Regions from separate parts of the Homo sapiens genome. Here region 2 is linked to region 1. The links are chromatin loops, found by intact Hi-C in ENCODE. Cell type or tissue: dorsolateral prefrontal cortex. All regions are shown on one strand. Each heading gives the region's core, and the rest is flanking DNA. Links, peaks and the distances in the headings are about the cores only.

Region 1 (2,914 bases), core at 99-2,598:
TATTGGGTTGGGACTTGTCTGAAGGCAGTATGATCTCTGGACTTTTGAATTAGATTGGAGTCTATACATCTGTTGCATATTCCCCTTCTCTGTCTTTTTTTTCTTTTTTTCTGAGACGGAGTTTCGCTCTTGTCGCCCAGGCTGGAGTGCAATGGCATGATCTCGGCTCACTGCAACCTCCGCCCCCTGGGTTCAAGCAATTCCCCTGCCTCAGCCTCCCGAGTAGCTGGGATTACAGGCACCTGCAACCACGCCCAGCTAATTTTTGTATTTTTAGTAGAGACGGAGTTTCACCATGTTGGCTAGGCTAGTCTTGATCTCCTGACCTCAGGTGATCTGCCTGCCTCGGCCTCTCAAAGTGCTGGGATTACAGGCGTGAGCCACTGCACCCGGCCCCTTCTCTGTCTATATTCATGTTGTTCCCTTTTACTGGAATGTTCTTTCCTTCCTTCTCTATCCTTTGAGGCCAAGTCCAAATGCCACCCATTGAAGAAGCGTGCCTTGACCTGAACCATGCTCGGGGTGGTCAGAGTCATGCCTGCTAATGACCCTTCCTTGAACTTCTCCTTCAGCACAGAGCACATACTGCCCTGAAAAGTGTGAAGCTGCAAATGTGTGACTCTCCATCTCCCCTGCGAGGACCTAAGCTATTGCTTCTCTCTCCCCAGCATTCGTATCACACCTGGCATCCTGAGCCTGCACAGTGCCACTGAACTGTTCCTAGAAAGGAATGTTAACTATGCTAGTATGGTGTAGTCAGAGGAGGAGAGAGTGGATGTGAGCATATGGTCTTCTGAGCTAAAGCCAGACGACAAGAAACAGTAAATGCTGCAGCTGGGTGGATTCCTGGGCCCCTGCAGCTGCTGAGAGCATGTGAGGACTTGCGAGAAGGAGGAGGAGTCACAGGCAGGAGCCAATTAGATTCTCTGTCTTTCCCTCTGTTTACAACTTGCATACATCAGTAGTCTCCAGGCGCAAAGTCAAATGCCAGGAAAGTACACATTTCCCCGGCCCCTCCTCCTCCCCACACCCCAAGCCTTCTGTGGCAGACGTGGGGTTGAGCTGCTCCGATCCCCTTCAGGAGCACATCTGCTGTGCAACTTCTCCGAGTGTTGTGAGCAGACAGCCTCAGGGCCCACCTCAACCTTTCCCACGTGTTCCCCGGCAAGCGGCTGAGCAAGGCGGGTGGTACTCAGGGCCAGCCCTTTCTGAATTAGACAGGGTTCCTCTGATGAGCACCTTTGCTCGGAACTCCCGCTGGGCTAGCAGAGACTTTTCAGATCTGCACTGCCACCTGATGGCTCTCCCTGCCCCGTCCTTCTTCCTCCCCTCCTCCTTCCGCGGTGCTACTTCCAACAAACCCTTGGCCCTCCTTACTCCACCTCAGCACCTGCTTCCATGAGAAATCAACCTGTCACACCCTCCCCAGAGGTCAAAACTGTTCATCGTGGGTGTACGTTCTTCCAGATAGTCTTTTCTTTGTATTTATATACATGTAGGTACGTATGCCACCAAAAGGTTTGTTATTACTCATTTTGTTTTTACATAAATGGGATTATACGGTGTGAATGGCTCTACAACTTTTAAAATTTAACACATCTTCATGAGCAGTCAGTATCGGTGCACATAGGTATGTCTTTTTTGTATTTGCTGTAGAGTATTCCACAGTATGGCTAGCCCATTATTTAACCATTCTTATACTGATGGACATTTGGGTTGTTTCCCTTTTCTGTTATAATTAATAGTACTGCTGAAAACATGCTATCAGTGGGTTTCAAATCACAATAATAAGCTGAACCTTATTCCAATCAGTATAAACCACGCACAATGAAACAGGACATGTATTAACCATGTCTCTTCTTCTTCTTCTTCTTTTTTTTTGAGACGGAGTCTCACTCTGTCACCCAGGCTGGAGTGCAGTGGTGCGATCTCGGCTCACTACAACCTCCACCTCCCAGGTTCAAGCGATTCTTATGCCTCAGCCTCTCGAGTAGCTGGGACTACAGGCACGCGCCACCGCGCCGGGATAACTTTTGTATTTTTAGTAGAGACAGGGTTTCACCATATTGGCCAGGCTGGTCTCGACCATGTCTCTTCTTTTCTGATGCTCTGACAACCGGGGCCTTGCTGACCTTGGAGGCACTGTCCCCTCTTAGAGTTAGCCAATTCCTAAATAGAGGAAGCAGCTCCTGCCTCTCACACTCCAAGCCACTATCCTAATAGTGGCCGCTATCCTAACAGCGTACTCCTAGCCCTAATTACCCCAGGGCCAGCCACTAGACAGCCTGGGACAGCCCCTACACCCCAGAGCCCACTGAAATTATTCAAACTAGCCAATCATAAACTTGCTCATGCTGCCTGGCCCATTCCTTGCCGCAGAAACCACAACAAAGGTACGTGCCCACCATTTCCTCCTCGACCTCTGCTTCCTGATCAAACTGAGCACTTCCTCGTGGTCTCCCCTCCCCAACCCATGGAGTGGCATGCCCCCTCCTGTTGGGATCTGTGAGTATAGCAAACTGCCTTTTCAATGGCAATGGTCTCCATTTTAATGGCAATGGTCATCCATAATGGCTGGCCTCACCATACTTGAATAACAGTAAAGCATATAGGTTAAAACAGGATGGAGCATTGGCAAGGGAAAAACATTGTCTTTTTCTCCGGAAGGTTCCAGAATGCTTTTGTTTGTGAACCCTTTCTGGGCAAATGTAAGTGCGAAACATGATGTGTGACTTAGGTCAGACTGAAGAAGGAACTTCCTGCTAGTCAGCAAGGCCACCTGCACTACCCAGTTCCTGGGGCATCCTTAAAATGGTGTCATCAGCAATACCAACCCTAGTGAGCTGATTTCCCACAGAGCAGAGGCAGGGACTGAGGCCATGCAGCCAGGCTCCTGCTGGCTTAAGGCTTTAAG
Region 2 (2,914 bases), core at 188-2,687, 52 kb before region 1:
CAACTGTCCTAAGAGAATCAGGTGGAAATTGCATGTACCTTTCTGGCCCAACCTCAGAAATCACATGATATCACATGTCATAGTCTATGGGTTGAAGCAGTTATGAGCCCACTCAGATTCAAGGGCAGGGGAGATAGAACCTAGTTTGTTGATGGGAGTAGTATCAAAGAATTTAGGGGCCATGTTTTAAAATGGCCATAGGTACCAAGTTCCTCATACCAGTGAGAAATGGGTACTCAAAAAACTCTGGGTGCCTTGAAAATTGCGGAAATGTATGAGCAGTAGAAATTTTGATATTCAATACTGTGAACCTCACTCGTTTTGATGAATTTAGAGGATGGCCAGTTTAATAAAAGATAGGGTTAACTAAAAGCTTTTCTTTGAGTGTTTTCAATTAATTAATTACCTATTGTTTTATTTTTAGAGATAGGGTCTCACTCTGTTGCCTAGGCTAGAGTGCAGTGGTGCAATCATAGCTCACTGTAACCTTGAACTCCTGGGCTCAAACAATCCTCCTGCCTCAGCCTTCTGAGTAGCTAGAACTTGAGGCATGTGCCACTATGCCTGGATAATTTATTTTATTCTTTGTAGAAACAGGGTCTCACTATGTTGCTCAGGCCGGTCTGGAACTCCTGGCCTCAGGCTTTCCTCCTGCCTCAACTTCCCAAAGCGCTGGGATTACAGTCATGAGCCACTGCCCCTAGCCCTGTTTTGAGTTTTATGTTCAGATGTTGTCATCAGCTGAGGAGTGTATCTTGCTGATGAGCTAAAGATTCATTTGTAATTAGTGGTCCTATTTGCATACTTTTAAAAACCTTCTTTCCACTGTGATCATATTTACCATAGTGGTTTGGTTAGAGAAGCCTTTTCTCATTGTAGAAATCAAGTAAGATGATGCAGGTGAAAATTACTTTGGATATTCTAATGAGTTCTGCAAATAGGGGAGATGATGACTCTAGTCAACTTCAGTTCTGGTCAAGTTTCCAACTGAAGTGATATGTCTTAATGGATTTTATTTTAATGTGTTAATGAAAAATGGGCCAAAGAGACGTGCATGCTGGAATTCAGAGTATTCTGAAGATGAAATTTCAGAGTTCAGCTCCTCAAACTCAAAATTCATCTCATCTGGCCTCAGAAGATTTCAGAAGGGTCACCAGGTTGCAAATATTCTTGCCTTATTTTTGTTAGAGAGAGGAAATAAGGGGCAAAGCTTTTGCCTCTGTCTTCCTAAGACTCAAGGGCAAAGGCTGTTCTAGAACCCCCAGATTCTGCCCTAGTCTTGCAGGAACTGGAGACAGAAAATTGACACAGGAAGGTGTGGGCCCTGAGAGCAGGATAAGATCAGGCATTGAGCCCTGGTATGCTTCTGTTGCTATTCCACAACCCACCTCAAAACTTAATGGCTTGAATGGCTTGAAACAATGAGTCATTGTTCCTTTCAATTCTGTGGGTTGACTGGGCAGTTCTTCTGCTCCACATGGTATTGGCTGGGGTCACTCATGCAGCTGCAGTCAGCTGGGAGCTTGACTGGGGCCAGAACATCCAACCGGCCTCCCTCACATGTCTGGCACCCTAGTAGCTGGGACTGAAATGGCTAAAGGCTGGCTGGGTCTCACTTTCTCTCCCTTCGTAGTCTCCATCCCCCAGGGCCTTTCTCCCTCCACATGGCCTCATGCTCCAGCACGGCAGCCAGACCTCTTTATATGGCAGTGGGCTGCCAAGAGAACAAAGGCACAAGCTGCCAGGCCTGTTAAGGCTGAGACCTGGAATTGGCACGAGGTCACTTCCATCGCATTCTATTCATCAGAGCAAGTCACAAGGCTGGTCCAGATTCAAGGGGAAGGGAAATAAGTCTCTACCTCTTGATGGGAGTTATGGGCGGCCATATTTGGGGACTTCCACACCAACCACAGCTTCTAGGCTTAGATAAAGGCATTGTGCCATCAGAAACCTCAGACCCAGCTGCTCCTTAACAGGTAACATCTCAGTTTGACCATTTGTTCATCCAACACCACCACAATAATAACCGTAGCTACTACTTATATAGCACATGCTATGTACCAGTTCCTGTTCTAAAGGCTTTACATTGATAAACTTATTTAACCTTCACAATAACCCTGTCCGCTATTATTATCCTCGTTTTACAGATAGGAAAACTGAGGCTCAGAGAGTTTAAATGACTTGCCGAAGGTCACACAGCTAGTTAAGTGGCAGAGCTGGAATTCAAATTCAGGCAGATGGTTCCAGAATCTGTGCTTTCACCCATTCTGCTATCTTACCTCTCATTCCTTGATGCTGTGTGTCAAGCTCCACTAGAGTTGCTTAGGATATTGAGATGCATAAGCCTATCTATGACAGAGACTGTTCCCCAGTATACTACATCCCCTTCTAACATAATACTCAAACCCTGATTTTCAGGTGGGCACATGGCCACTTAGAAGAAAGATTACATTTCCCAGCCTCCTTTGCAGGTAGGCATAGACATGTAATTAAGTTCAGGCTATTGGATTACAAGTGGAAGTGACAATGTGGCTGCTTCCAAGAACCTTCCTTAAGAGATGGCTGATATTTGACCATTGCCTCCTTTAGTTTTCATCTTTTGCTGCCTGGAATGTAGATGTGATGGCTGGAGCTCTAGCCACTATCATGAACCATGAGAACAAGGGCTTCACCTTCATCAATGTTGGGATCTGGAATGGTAGGCTGAAAGGAGCCTGGGTCTCTGAGATCTTCTTAGAACAACAGCCATTTCCATGCTGAACTGTTTATCTCTAAACTTTAACACACGAGAAACTGCTCTCACGTTTAAGCCACATTGCAATTTTGAGTCTCTAGCTCCTAGCCAAACCGAATCCTAACTGATAGAGTCCCTATCCCCCAAGGAGCTCACAATCTACTGGAGCAAAGTCCATAA

The links. Peaks named below come from ENCODE experiments on the same cell type or tissue, not always from the same donor. Only the 100,000 strongest peaks of a DNase experiment are listed, where the experiment ranks them.
Region 2: it touches region 1 in a loop (7-fold over the local background); 5 of 110 quality-filtered maps call a loop at or near these places.

What each region holds. Positions count from the first base shown.
Region 1 is chrX:40,471,281-40,474,194 of GRCh38, forward strand. No RefSeq gene overlaps it. Among named protein-coding and RNA genes, the nearest start is that of ATP6AP2, 110 kb to the right of the region's middle. RefSeq lists enhancers at 744-793, 1,034-1,213. In dorsolateral prefrontal cortex, for the core only: a CTCF peak has its summit at 1,256; DNase peaks (open chromatin) are centred at 821 and 1,261; H3K4me3 peaks cover 333 bases; H3K27me3 peaks cover 2,327 bases.
Region 2 is chrX:40,419,578-40,422,491 of GRCh38, forward strand. No RefSeq gene overlaps it. Among named protein-coding and RNA genes, the nearest start is that of LINC03099, 160 kb to the left of the region's middle. In dorsolateral prefrontal cortex, for the core only: no CTCF peak of the experiment used is centred there; a DNase peak (open chromatin) is centred at 1,524; H3K27ac peaks cover 1,691 bases; H3K27me3 peaks cover 2,094 bases.